2 separate regions of the Mus musculus genome follow, and region 1 is linked to region 2. Evidence: chromatin loops called from intact Hi-C (ENCODE). Cell type or tissue: left cerebral cortex. All regions are shown on one strand. Each heading gives the region's core, and the rest is flanking DNA. Links, peaks and the distances in the headings are about the cores only. Region 1 has its middle 32 kb from the start of 5033403F01Rik. Region 2 has its middle 16 kb from the start of Tfap2a.

Region 1 (8,882 bases), core at 360-8,359, 1.8 Mb after region 2:
TAGCCATCTAACTTATGTACTATTTTTATTCAAACCCAATTTGTGCTTGCCATATACTCCTAGGTGTGAAATCATCTCTTGGAGCATGGTTGACCTACCAGGTACACACTCTTTAAAATACTGAAACTCCTCCTGGCAGCTATTAATGGCTATATGTACTCTGCCCATTCTCTTGGGAATGGGAACACACCCAGTGGTTGACCTACCAAGTGCTCACCCTTAAAGAATACTGACTCTCCTCCCAGCAGTTATCAACTGCCAGCTTTCCAGCTAGAAATGGGACTGCATGTCCACCTCCCCCCTCCTATGCTGGGATTTTTGTCTACCATGAGCTTGTACTGGTCTTGTGCATTCATCCCATCACAACCACTATGAGTTCTTGTGTGCAGCTGCCCTGTTGCTTCCAGAAAAGTTTCTTGTAGTCATCCATCTCTGGCTCTTACAACCTTTCTCCCCTCCCCACCCCCCACGGTGATTCCTGAGCCTTCCAGGCATAAAATGTGGCATAGATGACCCTTAGGGCTAAGTACTCTGAGGTCTTTCATCTCTGTATGTTGACTGATTATGGGTCTGTGTGTTATTCTTCACAAAATGAAAAAAAGGGCTTCTCTGATTTAGTGAGGTGTGAGTGATGTCTCACTAAACACACATATTAGTGATGCAAACCTCCTCCCACCACTGTGTGTGTGTGTGTGTGTGTGTGTGTGTGTGTGTGTGTGTGTGTGTGTGTAGCAGTTTGGTCCAAACTTCTAGGCTTTGATGACCCTTTGGCTTGAGCTTCCCAAGTAATTGCAAGTCCAGACACACGCCATCATGCCTAACTTTAATCTTCAAATTCTAAATGTCATACACTGCACCTAACATTTGTTGTGCCTTATTTCTTTTTAACACAGTAGCTCTTGGTGTACATTAGCGTTACCTGACAATTTGTTGGAAATGTAAATTCCTATTATATATTTCATAATCTACAGGATTGAACCTATGCAGTTTTTATTTTGAAGACTTTTGTTCATTTTTTTATATGGGCACACCCCTGATTGGTGGATGTGTCTACCAAATGGATGCAGTGCCCCCTCAGGCCAGAAGAGGGGACACTGGAACTTGAGGTATAGATGGTAGTGAGCCACCTGACGTGGGTGCTGGGAACTGACGCCAGGTCTCCTGAAAGTGATCGTATCCACTGAGCCATCTCTTCAGTTCTGCACTCTGAATTTGGATAGGCCCTCAGGCGATTCTGAGGCCTGTTAAAGCCATAGAATACATTATCTTTGTGCTCTCAAAGAGTTATTTTATAAGTATGTCCATGTGCATGTGAGAATGTGCCTTCTAAAAGAACCAGATTCCCGGGTCTTCTAGCTCAGTCTGAAGGCCCTTTCAGTGAACAACAGAAAAATACTGCTCAGCTCTCGACACTCTTCCCTATACCTGTTCTCTGCCAATTCAAGTCATTGAGAACAAGCTCTGAACACTATTATACAATAAATAAGGAGGTTTTGTTGTTGTTCATTAGTGTTCCTAAAATGCCTTCCAAGCCTTTTGTCCACATAAAGTGTTGCTGATCTCACACATAAATGATGGCATGACACAATCTCATGCTTGGTATAGGGTACAAATTCTAAACATACTGGTTCTGTTCAATGGCAATAAAGCAATTAACACTGCAAGTCTGACGTGTGCAAGACGAGGCTTAAATCTCATCAGCGCCATCTCCCTTCCCTAACACTCGTTTTTTATTTTCCTCCTGGGCTGGCAGAGGCATGTGAAGACCCATCAGATTAATGTCACATGTCTTAAAGCAGCATCTTTGAAATAAAATTGTGTTTTTGTTGAATAATTATATTCAGTGTGTAATGTTGTATATCAAACTCTCCCAAAACTTTAAGGCTAGAATCAAAAGTACATTTATTATATTAAAAAAAAAAAAACTCCTTTGAGATTGAAATATTTGATCCTGCAAGAAGCTCCATAGGCCGGAAGATAAGCAATTCAAGTTAGCTTCAGGAAGTCCCTGAAACTGAACAGATTCACTAGACCCCTCCCTGCCAAAGCAAGCAATAAAAGTTAAGAGTTCCCCTCAGAAAAGGAAACTGAGCAGCCAAGAAGATTCAGTCAAGCTGAGTTGCAAAGAAGACTCTGAGACCAGACCAGCTACCTTGAAGAGATTTAGATCAACTCAGCCACCTGAAAAGGACACTCTCCAATCTGTTGAGGTACCTGCAGGCTGTGCAGCCTGCTCCAGGTTTCCAGCTTTGTAAGCTGATGCCCATGCTGGGGTAGTCTTTGGGCTAATTTCTGTTCCTCTAAATAAACCCTCACCCAAATTCGTGTAAGTAACCCCAATATCTTTGATGGTATCTGCTCTTTCATCTGTCATAAGTTCCCTAACTGGTATGAGTAGTCACGTGCATTGCATCTCCCCAAAAAAAGCTTTATCACACACCACCAATATCTGGCTCATTTCAGCAATTTGAGCAAGGATTAACAAGCGCAACCTATCTCTAGTAGTCCCAGAAGATGAAAGGAGCTGGCCTGAGAAAGTAAAAACACTTCTGAAAAGGATTGCTCCCATGACAGTCATGTAGGAAATCATCGAAATTGCTGCTCGGTTAGGACCTTTCATTTCTCCATCTGGTCCTCCCCACACTTCACATGGGGCTCGTTCACCGCATGGCAGCTCGAGTCCAGGAGTCAATGCTCCAGGAGGCAACAAGCAAGAGTTTTCAAAATCTGAAGGCCATAAATAGAAAGCCAGTCCAGTACCACTTTTAACATATAGTATGTGTCAAGGGCACCTAAGAACCCATATAAATTCCAGGAAAGAGAATACATGTCCCTTATTTTATTTTTTTTTATTTTTTTATTTTTGTGGAGAGTAATCTCAAAGAACTCCTGACCATCTTTAATTTGCCAAAGACTCTTTATTCACTTGGATATAGATTTTGAGCTAATGATATTGTTAGCTTTCTTTGGCTACATGTTATATGTTTCATGTAAGAATTTAGTGAAATCAAGAAAAAAACTTTTAAAAGCTGAATATATTTAAGGATTAAAGATTATATTTGAAAACCAGGATTTACATTGCTCTGTTAAAACTAGATCTGTAACTAGAACCAAGAACAACTAACAACCCTGCTTCTATAAAGGCTGGGTGACCATAGAGCATCTTTTGGACCCTGGAAGGACTATCATACATTACTGGTTGGCTTCGTGTCAACTTGACACAAGCCAGAGTCATCAGAGAGGAAAGAGCCTCAGTTGAGGAAATGCCTCCATCAGATCCACGTGTAAGGCATTTTCTCAGGTAGTGATCACTGAGGGAGGGCCCAGCCCATTGGCATGGTGCTATCCCTGGGCTGATGATCCTGGGTTCTATAAGAAAGCAGCAAATCAGAGAAAGGAAGCCAGTTAGCAGCACCCCTCCATGACCTCTGCATCAGCTCCTGTCTCCAGGTCCCAGCCCTGCTTGAACTCCTGTCCTGACCTTCTGTGGTGGTAAAAGACAATGTGGGCAAGTAAGCCAAAGAAACCCTTTACTCCCCAGCATGCCTTTTGACTGTGGTGTTTCATCATAGGACAGAAACATCATAAGACAGTCACAATAGTTAAATAGATCTAGCAGCACTCAAAATAAAAATGGCACATTATCAATCTAATGATACACCGACCTATATGCTTAATAGCAGACACTGTTTTTTTTGTTTTGTTTTGTTTTGTTTTGTTTTTTCCCCCTCTTTCAATAGAATTTCCCAGGGGAAAAAAAAGTCTCCAGTGTTCAACTTCACTTGGCCTTTGAAACACAAATTTGTTGAGGGGAAAATAGTTTTTTTTTGCAAACCTTAAGTATTGCTAAATCCATTAGAACAGATAATAGGAGAGCTATAGAGAGAGTCACTACATTCTGAGAGAGGTAAAGCAATGTAGCATATACTTTTAGTTTAAGTACATATTGAGGTCAAAATAGAGCAGTGTATGTTGCTATAGGCTCGGATGTAGCCACCAATTAATTAAAAACCGTTTCCTCATGTCAAAGCAAACATAACCAGTCAGAACAACATGGCTGGCTTTGTGGTTGCTTTCTTGTTGATCCCCAGATCCACCAGTAAAGCTCCAATTCAAGGCAGAGGCCATCAGCATTGAGTTTCACACAGCCAGAGCCTGAGAGAAACCACATCATTTCAAAGGGTAAACGAACAATATGCCACATATCTGACTGCCACACGTATAGTCTTACAAAGTGACGTGGGATTGCTGTGTAGTGCTTCAACCGTTAACTTGGTGAATCCTAATTAATCTGAGGTGCCAAGTTTTTGCTGGAAACCCTGCACCAAGTCTCAGATGCAGTCGGCTGCTTCCCCCTTCTGGCCAAAGGTGGAGAGAATTTTGAGCTTACTAGTTTGAGCAGGACAGCATTTGAAGTCAGGTCTGAAACAATGAAAATTTACTATACATTCTCTCAGCAAAATAAAGAAGGCATGGGTCTAAGATCCAGGAATCTTCTCCTAGGACAATTCTCACTGGAAAGAGCCTCCAAAACATAGAAATGAGATTTCCCTTCTGTTTGCCAAATGGCCTTCAGATGAGAAAAGGTGGACTTCGTTGCTCTGGGGTCACTGGGGACTAACGTATTTTGATTGTCAACTAAGATTATTCATACAGAGTCGACTAGGCATTGGTGGCTCTACAGAGAAGAATAAGAAATTATACAGATAAAAGCTATACAGATTTTTTATTTCAAGGTCTAAATGGAGTCAATTCCTCCTCGTGGTCCTGCAAGAACGGTGAAGGAGTCATTATGTGCAGAGGCTCAAAACATTTCACTTAATTGGGGTAATTTAAAGAGTTTCAATCTCCTCATTGTCTGTCTATATTTGTCCACAGGGCTCAAAAACTGAGAATTCAAAATTATATTCTCACAATATCAAGAGGAAAGAGACTTTTATAAAAAAGAAAATAAAAACTCTCATCCAACGATCTTTGCCTAATTTATATTATCATAAGTCTGCAGGCACAACAAGAATCTTTACAGGTAAAAAGTACTCTATCTCATTCAAAGGAATAAAGTTTAGGATAATAAATTCTGCTAAACCTATGTTTCTAGAGGTGTGTGTTTGTTTTGAAATACTGATAAGAATTATGAAATATTTGTTGACTGAGGAATATCTGAAAGAAAAGAACAACTAAACTGAATCCTTCTGTTCCATATTAATTTTTAGACATTGAATAGAAGGTTCCCAAGGAGTCAGAGAAAGTGAGTGATTCAAAATCAATAGAATGGATAAGCGCCAGGGTCAACTATACACAAAAAAGAAATCAAGTACATACAGGGCAGTGTGGCCTCTTCTAAATTTGTTGTAAGTTCTCCAAATAACATGAGCCTGCTTGTTTTTTTCTAAAGACGTTCAGGCAAATTAAGCCAAACCAAGTTGCCATTAGATGAGAGGGGGTGGGTAAAATGGAGGGACATCACCATCTCTGTCTCGACCCACTGTGCTCAGTAGTGGAAGGCACACCCAGGGTTGTACAAGGCTGGGCTCACTCAGCCACTCCTAGCTCAGTCCCAACCATTTTCATTCTGTAAAACACAGCAGTACATTCACCACCAGAGCTTGCTAATTGGAGCTTGGACATGTGAATAATAAATGTCTAAAGCATCCAAGAAGTGAGGTCTGCTGGGACCTGAGGGGTTCCCTTGGAGAGAGTCATGTGTCCCCACCCTGAGATGAAATATGATACATATTTGCTCTTTACTTCCCATGAGCAAAGGATATATTAGAACCATTTTTGAGGTTGGGGTACCGGGGTGGGCAATGTTTTCCTGTCCGACTTAAGCATTGAAATCAAATCAGAGTATCTGTCCTGATCAGAGACAGGGAAATAGCCCTTCGTAGAGAATAATCTGACCTCTGTGGTATGGCCCATGTGAGGTTCCCTTGAACCATGAAGGCACAAGATGAAATCCACCAAAGAAGGAACAAGTGGTGGTGTGCATGCCTTTCATCTAACATAGGCTGACCACTTTGCAGTGAGAGCCTACAGGAGAAATAAAATGCTGTGAACATGGAGTCTCTCATGGACTCTTGGAGACACCCTGACCAGAGTAGCGACTAGATCAGAGGGACACCATGCAGAAGGTGACTATGTAGGGACATTGGATGGGCACACGGAAGGAAAGACATGCTAGTGGTTTCCAATGAAGCAGGGTGAAGTACAATCACCTCTGTAAGTCAATAAGTTATAAGGAAATCAGTTTGAACCCCGCAGGCCTTTAGAAGGCAAAACCTACGTGAAGTAAGACGTTGTATTGACCACTGAGAGGTTTGAAAACCACACTGAGATGTTTTGTATAGCTCAGTTTGTGTTGGGAAGAAGTTCAGTTTTCAGTGAACTAGGGATGCTTAGATGGCTCACTGGGTAAAGCACTTGCCCTGTGATTTGAATAGCGTGAGTTCAGTCCCGAGCTCCCTAGCATCCCCGGTGGAAGCAGAGAATAGTTTCCTGTAAGCTATCTTCTGACATCTGTATGCATACCATCACACAGAGACACACACAGACACACAGACACAGACATACACACACACACAGATCGTCACGTGCAAAGACACACAGATAGACAGATACACAGATACACAGACACACAGAGATAGACACACACACACATCCCACACTGAATTTTTTAAAAACTCCTTAGCAGACTCAAAGTGGTCCAATACCCAGCACCATTATCATCACATAGAACTGTTTATAGACTACTTTAGACTTACTAATTCATGATCTCTATGATAACATGACCTATGTACACATTAAAGTTGAAGAATTGTCAACTTTAAAATGCCAGCTGAGCAACCACCATAATGGTCTTTTGGCTTCTACTTCTTCCACCTTAACTTTCTCCCTCCTTCTCCCTCCTTGTATTTTTTCCTCTTCCCCTTGCTTTCAGGAATAAAACACACCTTACCCTCTAAGAGATGACACTAGCATACATGTACACCAAGGGATAGCTCATCACTTACCTCTCCTTTGCCTGGAATGAAATTACCACATCCAGAGACGCAGAAACTATCCTATAACGATGATGTAGAGCGAATAAGGATGAATGTCATTGTCTAGAGATGGCAGAGGAAGAGACCAAAGGAACTCATCTTGTTAACTCACCTCCAACAAGAACTGGGCGCCATCGTTTTTGGCCTGGTAGCTATACTGGCTCTCTTCACTAAACAATCCATTCACTCACACTGCTTTACTCAGGTGTTCTATCACTTTAGCTGCCATATTGTGGCAGGGTTCCAAAACAGCTGAATCCATAAACTCAGCTAGAATATGCTGGGTGAAGAGAGAGGAGTTTTACATTATACTTCCTACAGGCTTTTATGTGGTATGGAGGGAGGGGTGTCAGCAGGTACAAGACTTTGGAGAGGGAAAAGGGCTGAAGATCAAAGCATCCTGGGTGATAAGAATCAAAGAAGGAAGGGCAAGAAATGAAATTTTAAATCATTGAAGAAAAGAAAAAAACAAACAATTTAAACGCCCCACATTTGCACAGGAATAGAAAACAGCTGGAATATGATCTTAGTCATAGAATGCATTCCAAAAATGGATGCACTCCATCTTCCCATGATGCCCCGGTCGGTCGCTGGGCTGCAGCAACAGACCACTGGCCATTATGACTGTCCACGTGGAGAGGAGTAGCCGAAACACTGCTGGGCAGAGTGTGGCCTTCCCTGAAGCCTACCAGCCAATGTACAAGCCAGCTGGAGGATGGGAGAGCAGATTGTAGGGACCAGGAACTTGGCCAGCTGGAGGATGGGAGAACAAAGTGTAGGGACCAGGAACTTGGGGCTTGACCTTAAAGAGGGACGGACCTTGTGAAGTGTTGTCGCTCCTCAGATTAGAGGCAGACACTGCTGTGGCTTGAATATGAAGGGGAGAAAGATCTGGAAGTTGTAGAGTCTGCCCTCACTTCCTGTTCATGCTCTGCTTCCTGACTGAGGATGTAATGTGACCAGTTAGCCACTAAGGAGAGAGGGTATGGTCTAGCTCACAATTCAGAGGCCCGTGCCCTCTCTCACGAGTCCCTGCTGCTTTAGACCTGTGCAGCACAGTGCACAGGGGACAAATGCTGGCTGAAAGTGGCTGCTCACCTCGCAGTGGCTAGGGAGTTTGGTTGTCTGTTTGCTTGCCTTGGCCTGATCAAGTTGAATTTCTATGTCTTAAAAGAAGTTCATTGCTATCCCAAAAGTCTCCCACACCCTCCCCCGCCCCCAACTCCCCTACCCACCCATTCCCATTTTTTTGGCTCTGGCGTTCCCCTGTACTGGGGCACATAAAATTTGCTTGTCCAGTGGGCCTCTCTTTCCAGTGATGGCCGACTAGGCCATCTTTTGATACATATGCAGCTAGAGTCAAGAGCTCCGGGGTACTGGTTAGTTCATAATGTTGTTCTACCTACAGGGTTGCAGATCCCTTTAGCTCCTTGGGTACTTTCTCTAGCTCCTCCATTGGGGGCCCTGTGATCCATCCAATATACATACATAATAAAAAAATGGGGTACAGAGCTAAAACAACAACAACAACAACAAAAACAACAACAACAAAAAAAAAGAATAAACTATCTCTTGTTCCCTTTGGGGGGAAAAAAAAGAAGTTCATATTTGTCATAAACATTCACTGATTTTCCTCTTTGGACCCCTCCTCTGCTTGCTTGCTTTTATGCATCTCTGCTATGTGTTTGCTATTGAGTTTTCTTATGAGGGCAGCATTTGCTCTTTTGTGTCTGTTTTTGCTTCAGAAAGTTCTTTTCTTATTTCACACCTACTGGGGATTGGCCTCCTCATGTTTCCCACACACCCTAAGCTACGAATATCCGACAGTAACTGTGACAAGTA
Region 2 (8,882 bases), core at 300-8,299:
GTGTACTTATATATAATAAATAAATAAATCTTAAAAGAAAGAATATAGGTGACTTGAGTCAGGTTTCTGTGGGCAACTGCGAATGTGATCAATTGGTACCTTGTCTGGTAAGGCATAGGAGGCCAATGTCTACACTATCTGCTACTGGTGGATGATACATGAGGTAGGTTTCGTAAATATGACCATGATTGGGAATCCTATAATCAGAGACATATCATTTATATATTGATATTGATGTTTTTGAGTGTGTGTGTGTGGTATATGTATATGTTTGTGTGGGTGTGTATAAAAGTCAGAGTTTGACACTGGATGTCTTCTTCAATCCCTCTTTGTCTTATTTTTGAGCCACATATTCAGGCTCTCTACCTGAATATGGAACTCATTTTGGTGAGGCTGGCTGGCCAGTAAATTTCAAGTATCTACAAACAAGAAAAACCTAATGTCAAATTGGATAGAAACTCGAAACTGAGGACCAACAGCTAAGGCGATCCTATCATTACCTTCACATTTGTGTCATGTGCCTTGGGGCTGTGAAAGGCAGCCTGTTTTGGTTGAGTGAGGCTTGCTCTGGAGACCAAGTAGAAAACTCTACAAGGGACTGAACAGTGAGCCACATTCCTAGAGACAGGTGCCTGCCACCACAGAGCCCCCAACTCCATAATTCTGTGACTATCAGTCACACAGACAAAGCCCCAAGTCCCTGGCATTCTGGCTAGACTCCGCCCCCAAAAGTTACCTGACAATAGCCAGCTATGCTCCTCTCCACAGTAAAAAGGAACCGCTTGACTTGGGAGGCAGAGGCAGGCGGATTTCTGAATTCGAGGCCAGCCTGGTCTACAGTGTGAGATCCAGGACAGCCAGGGCTGAACGGAGAAACCCTGTCTCAAAAAAACCTAAAAAAACCTAAAAAAAAAAACAAAAAACAAAACAAAACAAAACAAAACAAAAAAAACCTTAAAAAAAGGAGCTGTTTGGCCCCTCCTTGCTCTCTCTCTTTTTTTTAAAGATTTTATTTATTTATTTATTTATTTATTTATTTATTTATTTATTTATTATATATAAGTACACTGTAGCTGTCTTCAGACACACCAGAAGAGGGTATCAGATCTCATTATGGATGGCTGTGAGCCACCATGTGGTTGCTGGGATTTGAACTCAGGACCTTTGGGAGAGCAGTCTAGTGCTCTTAACCACTGAACCATCTCTCCGGCCTATATAGCCACATTTTTAAAGATTTATTTATTACATTTATATGAGTATACTGTAGCTGTTTTCAGACACACCAGAAGAGGGCATCAGATTCTATTACAGATGGCTGTGAGCCACCATGTGGTTGCTGGAAACCGAACTCATGACCTCTGGAAGAGCAGTCAGTGCTCTTAACCGCTGAGCCATCTCTCCAGCCCCCTCCTTGCTCTCTTTAAGCTCTCACTTTTTTTTTTTAAAAAGATTTATTATATGTAAGTACACTATAGCTGTCTTCAGACACTCCAGAAGAGGAGACCTGATCTTGTTAAGGATAGTTGTAAGCCACCATGTGGTTGCTGGAAATTGAACTCAGGACCTTCGGAAGAGCAGTCAGTATTCTTAACCGCTGAGCCATTTCTCCAGCCCCAGCTTTCACTTTTCTTACTCTCATCTCTAGTCCTCCTTCTCTCTCTCTCCCTTCCCCCCTCTCTTCATGTGGCCATGGCCAGCCTCTCTCTTTCTTTGACCTTCTCTCTTTCTCCCTGCCTTTCTACAATAAAGCTCTAAAACCATAGACCATCTCTGCTCATCAAGGCCCGCCATACTTGAACGATGGGATTGGCTTTCCCCTAAAGATCCACATCTAAGTTCCTGCCTGAAGACCTTCCTGCGCTCCAGCCACGGACCAGACCAAGGACTTTCGCCAGCGTGGGAACCACCCAGTGCCCCCTCTCTCCCTGCCCTCTTCTTCCTTCGTCCCTGGGGATGACCAAGTCACCCCTGGGGACCCCATTTTGTCCTCAGCGCTTCTGTGGTGTCCAGCAACGTCTGGGATGCCTGAGACTGAGAACCTGTTATCTGTGGCCTACATGAGACCCAGAGACCTTGGACTGCCCCCTGTCCACCCCCAATTGGGCTGGGTTCTGTGGCTTCACACAGCCAGACACCCACCCAGGGCAGCGTGGAAAGTGTGCAGCACTCCTCTCCCACTCCCTTTATTCCCCCACACCCACAGCCCTACATGTGCCCACACCCGAACACATACACACACACGCACACACACACACACACACACACACACACACACACACGCATAATACCAATGAGAAGAAGCTAAAGATAGAAAAAAATAAGTTTGAATGCAGGAATTTCAAACATACTGATGAAAAGTTATGTTTTAAGAACAATCAGAGAGTCTTGAAATGACAGTAAAAACTCAATAATTTATATACTCAAGCCAAATGTCAATTAAGCTTTTATCACTAATAATCACATGTAGTCTGGGCATGGTAACTCACACTAGCACACTCAGGTGGCTGAAGCAGGAGGACTGTAGGAGTTGAGCCAGTCTGAGCTATTTCTAAGACCCTGTTGCAAAAACAAAACAACACAAAAACAACAAAAAACTATAATAACTGTAATAGTTGATAATAATCACATAGAAAATGGAAATCAAAATAACTTTAATAATTGCATATATTGAGGTGGAGATCCAGCTCGGCTGGTTAAGTGCTTGTCTAGAGTGTATGAAGCCATGAGCTCGATCCTGGCACCACGGGAAACCGTGGGATGGCAGGTACTGCTCCAAAACAGATGTGGTGTTGGATGCCTTGTAATCGTAGGATTTAAAATGTGGAAAAGGGAAGATGAGGAGTTCAAGATCATTCTTGGCTTCTTAGTAAGTCTGAGGCCTGCCTGGCACACATAAGACCTTGCCTCCCTCTCCATCCCTCCTTTCAAGTTGTACATAACCGGATTTATGACCCAGTATCTTAGTTAAGGTTTTACTGCTGTGAACAGACACCATGACCAAGGCAACTCTTATATGGACAGCATGTAATTGGGGCTGGCTGACAGGTTCAGAGGTTCAGTCCGTTATCAAGATGGGATCATGGTGGCATCCAGGCAGGCATGGTGCAGGAGGAGCTGAGAGTTCTACATCTTCATCTGAAGGCTGCTAGCAGAATACGGACTTCCAGGCAATTAGAATGAGGGTCTTAAAGCCATATTGACACACCTACTCCCACAAGGCCACACCTCCTAATAGTGCCACTCTCTGGGCCTAGCCATAAACCATGGAGTTTTCAAAAATTTGCCAATCTCTAAAGCAATTAAACTTGAATCTTTGCATACTCTCCCTGGCCTTAGTCATTTTTTCTCTAATTTAAAGATTTATTTTATTCTTTTAATTACATAAATGGGGAGGGGGATCTATGTGCACGTGAATGCTGGTGCCTGCTGAGGTCAGATGCATTGAATTCCCAGGAGCTGGAGCTGCAAGCAGCTGTAAGCCTCCTGACATAGGGATTGGGATCCAAACTCAGTTGCTGCGGAAGAGCAGTGTGCTCCTCTTTATCAGTGAGCCATCTCTCAGTGTGTTTATGGATTTCCCAGAAGCATCCGAATTCCTGTAGACAAGGATGTGAACCAGTAAGTGTGAGAATCTTTTTTTATCTTGTCAGGGGCAGGAATGATGACTTTGTGGGTAACCATGCTTTCTGCCATGCCTGGTGGGGATCTCTTGAACTCCCAAGGTGGAAAGAGAGGACAAATCCCACAGAGTTGTCCTAAGAGCTCTCCAGAGGTGCTGCCTCCAGCTCCGCACAGTGTGGAGCTTCAAGGACGGACAGCTCGCTGGAGTCTGTCTTTTTTTGTTTGTTTGTTTTTTGTTTTTGAGACAGGGTTTCTTTCTCTGTATAGTCCTGGCTGTCCTGGAACTCACTTTGTAGACCAGGCTAGCCTCGAACTCAGAAATCTGCCTGCCTCTGCCTCCACCATGTGGATCCCCGGGATCAGGATCCAGTGGCTGGGCTTGGCTGCATGAGCCTTTATCCAAAGAACCATCTCACTTGCCCAAATGTGTGACGCTTAAGCCAAGATCCATCCCTTTGGGCAAAGGAGGTTCCTTTCCTATCTCCTCTTTATACACTTGGCTACTTCATAACAAAACAAACCCTGAGAGGAATGGGGAGCGACAGTAACTTCCTCCTCACTCCTCCTGTAGCCACAGAAGGCCGTTTTTATTTTTAAGTTACTGTGGGACAGAGCACAATGGTTGGCCATTTACAGAACCGAAGTCGTTCTCGTCAGAGCTATTCGGACAACTGGAGCAGGTTTGCCAAGATGACAGAAAGCGGAGGTCATGGATTCCGATGAAGAAACAGGAAGGGCATTCACAAGCTTTTGGCACACTGACCTTTAAGTTGATGGCTTGGCTAGAGACGGGTAACTGGGTTTTCCCAAACTCCTTTTTTATTACCCTCCAGGAGAATGACTGAGTCTAAGAGCTAGATGAGACCTCAGAGCAGATCTCCCTGTTCCTCCTACCAGTTGCTACTGGTTTCAAGTTGGAAGAATTTGGGACAAAGGAATTGAGGCAGGACAGGATTATCCCAGAAGCCCGTGGCAAAAGTCAGACCCTCCCTCCTCATTTCCACATTCTTTCTCTGGTCCTTCTTCCTGACCATGGCTCCTTTACCAGGTTTCTTTGACTGTGTTTACGGGACCTAAAGTGCGGAACAGCCCCGCCTTCCGCCCCCCCCCCCCCCCCAGCCCGCCTCCTGCCCGAAGTCCAAGACCAGGCTTTAGTTTTATCCGTCAGTTTTCTGAAGGGACACACGAGGGCAGCAAAGGTTTAGGAAAAATATTTAGTTCGTTGGCCAACAGAAGTTCAAGACGTTAGGGAAAGGAGTTATTGGAGGTTTGTCTTGGGGTTGTTTATTTGATGGCCCTGAGATTAATTGTTGTTTGTCCGTCTCAACAAGAGGTTGAGGACTTTAGAAGATATGTCCTTCGCCACGGCTCAATCAGTTTCTAAATGTACCTCTGCTAAGAAGTGGTGTAAAGCACGCCTTAGAAATAGGAACCACGGGCTAGTACAGTAGGTCAGGGTGATTGCTACCAAGCCCCGATGACCTGAATTCAGTCCCTGAGGCCTACACGATAGAAGGGGAAGCAGGATTTCTGCAAGCTCTCCTCCGACCTTTACAAATGAGCACATGCACACAATAAAAAAAGTAAATAACTAAATGTTAAAAACAGAAGCCTGCCCCCCTTTTGAATGCTAACATTCAATTGCATCCTTACAGAAATTGTGAGCTTCGGTATGGTGTGAAGATTTAAGAATCACGAAACTTGGGGAAGATTTCTTTTTGCTACTGTCCTAACACATTTTTGTCGTATGGATTTTTGGTAAAAAAAATTTTTAAACACTTGCTCATTTAATGATTTCATTTCTTCTTGTTGTTTCTTATTCATCCCTAGTACGTCTCAGTCAAATTGTGATTACTGGATTTTCAGCTGCCTTCCTACTATATCTGCTTGGTTCTGACAGGCGGGACAAATAGCCTAATACAGCTGTGTGCGTCTGTAGCTCCAGTTACCCAGAAGACTTACGACTGTAGGATTGCGTGCAGGAAAGGGACCAGGGTGAGGACTGGGCAGACTGGAGTGGGTGGCATGGAACACACTGACAACATTGAAAGGGAAACTTTATTGTCACAAGATATTAGTTCTCTGTCCAGACTCTTAAAAAAAAAAAAACACACATTTATTTTTATTCTTTGTGTATGTGAGTCTTTTGCACTTCTGAATGTCTGTGCCTGCATAAATGTCTGTGCATCCATGTGTATGCCTGGTGCTCTTGGAGGCCAGTGGAGGGCATCAGATACCCCGAAAGTGGAGTTACAGGTGATTGTGAGCTGCCATCTGAGTGCTAGGAACCTGAGTCCTCTGCAAGAGCATCACGTGTTTTTTTTTTGTTTTGTTTTGTTTTTTGTTTTTGTTTTTTTGTTTGTTTGTTTTTGTTTTTTGAGACAGGGTTTCTCTGTATAGCCCTGGTTGTCCTGGAGCTCACTCTGTAGACGAGGCTGGCCTCGAACTCAGAGATCTGCCTGCCTATGCCTCCTGAGTGCTGGGATCAAAGATATACATGTGGCCTCATCTAGTGTTCCTAACTCTCCAGCCCCACAGTGTCCAGACTCTTTGCAGCACATTAAAGACACGGGCAGGCATAGGTCTGCCTAATTAGGTAACATTCATTTTCTGGTTTTCTTTTCAGTAGAGGTTGAGCTCCTTGCTGGGACACATTCTCTCTCTCTCTCTCTCTCTCTCTCTCTCTCTCTCTCTCTCTTTCTGCCTCTCACACACACACACACACACACACACACACACAACATTAAAGAGCCTTTTATTAACTTTGGAGTTCTTTACACTTCCTGACCAAGATAGGCAATGGTTACCTAACATCACTGATCATTCTGTCCTCTCAGTTTACATTTATTAGTTTAAAAAAAAAAATCTTATCAGATCTTTAATCCAAGATACACACTAATGTATTAACTCCTTAGGAAATGTGTATAGAGAGGACCGGCCACCAGTCTGGACATTCAATTACCTCTTTTACTAATAGTCTCAGTAGTTCTCAGATAACTGTATGGGAGTGAACTGGAGTCAGCATATAGGTTTGTAGAGGGCTCAGTATACTCATACTTCACATTTTTACAAGGGGCATTATCATAAAAGCCTTAATGCTCTCAACGTCTAGTTCTGATGACTCCTTCCTCAGGGTAAAATTATGGAAAATGTACTGAATTCTGTCTCTTTGGGAGTCTTGAGCCAAGCCACTGTTTAACCTCAAACACCACAAGTCAAATTTTCCCTATTGCATGCTGGCGTTTCAACACACTGGGAGTTGCCAAAGCCGTAGGATGCCCACTTGTTTCTAGTAGTAGAGTTAAAGAACACTTATATATGTTAAAAGTAATGCTTGAAATCGTAGGATTTTTTTTTTTTTTGTATTAAATATTTGAATGAAATTGGAATGCTTAAACTGGGTATTTTTTTTACATGCACACACTTATTTCGTATGGTAATAATCATTGCTTGGATATTCTAATAAAAAGAGGAGACTGTTTTAAGTACATGTTCTTTCTTTATTAAACGTATGAGCTTCATTCGAATTTAATTTTTCAAAAAATTAAAATAGAAGCCTGAAACAGCCAAATGCTGCTGTAAAATCCTTGTTCTACTGAGGGTCATAGACAGCTTTGCCTTTAAAAGTTCCTGAGGCAAATGAAAACCAGTTTTTCATAATTAGAAATAAACTATTTAGGGTGAAGACCACAATTATCGGAGTATCCTATAATTTGCGTATTTTACATAGCAATTCTCCAAGTCAGAAAGTGTGTATAAATTGTCAGGTTTGTGTATTTGTTTTCAATCACTCTGGGGTCGGGGAGGGGAAGCAGTCCCTTCCCTTCTTCTGAGCACCACTCTTCAAAGGAAAATGATGAAATTCTCACATTCCCAGCCTCCTGGCTGAAATCTTCTAATTAAAAAGGTTATGCAATGTACATTGGGAGCTTCAAAACCTGAAGGTTTAAGTTTGGGGACAGGTGATGTCAGAACGCTCTGTCGAACATCCTCCAGACATCTCTCACCTCAGTGGCTTTGTTAAATTGCCAATTAAAAACCTGAATAAAACTCAGCACGTTGAAATAAAGATAGAGAAAAGCACAATGCTGTTGAAGGTCTCTCTAGGGTGCCAAGAAAGTATCAAATACTGTTTTATTGGGGGGGGGGATCAATTTTTTTTAAAAGAATTATTTACTTATTTTAAGTATATGAGTACACTGTAGCTGTCTTCAGACACACCAGAAGAGGGCATCAAATCCCCATTGCAGGTGGTTGTGAGTCACCATATGGTTGCTGGGAATTGAACTCAGGACCTCTGAAAGAATAGCCAGTGCTCTTAACCACTGAGCCATCTCTCCAGCCCGGGATAAATGTTTTTTAAAAACACACAGAAGCAAAACTCCCCAGACCCTGAAGAACCAGCTATATCTGAAACGCAGAACCATCTGGCTTGTCATTTTGGGATTGTCCATAAATATTAGTTTTACAAAGCCCAACATACCTACAAGCACCGAGAGCTGTCCTTTAAGCCACGTTTGAGAAAATAAACAAGGCTCTGATATGAAGAAATTATCCAGCAAGGTGTTGGTGGCCCAGTGTTTAATCCCAGCACCTAGAAAGCAGAGGCAGGCAGCTCTCTGTGATTTGGAGGCCAACTTGCTCTACTAAGGGAGTTCCAGGACAACCAGAGCTGTATAGAGAGACTCTACCTCCAACAACAAAACAAAACAAAAACGAAGAAAGAAGAAAGTAGATGGATGGATGGATAGATAGATAGATCGATAGATAGATAATCGGGCAGTGGTGGCCCTTGCATTTGATCTCAGGACTAGGCAGAGACTGGCTGATTTTTGGGTGTGAGGCCAGCCTGGTCTACAGAACAAGTTCTAGGACAGCCAAGGATACACAGAGAAGCCCTGTCTCAAAAACCAAAATGCATGCATACATACATACATACATACATACATACATACATACATACATACAGGCAGACAGACTGCAATGGGTGTGAGGCCAGCCCGGGCTACATAGTAAGACCCTGTTTAGAAAATAAAAGAAAGAGAAGACAACAGGAAGAGGGGGAGGAAGGCAGAGGGAGGGAGGAACTCAGAGACTAAAATATAGAAATTTGGTTTTAATGACAGTGGGGTTTTGTGCTGGAAGAACAATGGGGTCCAGGGGTCCCCCCGATCTAGCGCCATCAGCAGCAGAAAGACCCCTTAAAGAGACATAAGATGAAAAGCAAGTGTCTCAGCTTTCTAAAATTAAGCCCTTAAAAA

The links. Hi-C counts contacts between places; a loop is a spot of excess contacts. Peaks named below come from ENCODE experiments on the same cell type or tissue, not always from the same donor. Only the 100,000 strongest peaks of a DNase experiment are listed, where the experiment ranks them.
Region 1: a loop joins it to region 2, with 5 times the contacts of the local background. A loop is called at or near these places in 11 of 42 quality-filtered maps.

Annotation. Positions count from the first base shown.
Region 1 is chr13:38,988,162-38,997,043 of GRCm38, reverse strand. No RefSeq gene overlaps it. Among named protein-coding and RNA genes, the nearest start is that of 5033403F01Rik, 32 kb to the right of the region's middle. In left cerebral cortex, for the core only: a CTCF peak has its summit at 4,366 (motif pointing left); a DNase peak (open chromatin) is centred at 4,347.
Region 2 is chr13:40,745,179-40,754,060 of GRCm38, reverse strand. No RefSeq gene overlaps it. Among named protein-coding and RNA genes, the nearest start is that of Tfap2a, 16 kb to the right of the region's middle. In left cerebral cortex, for the core only: CTCF peaks have their summits at 1,248 (motif pointing right) and 4,823 (motif pointing right); a DNase peak (open chromatin) is centred at 4,829.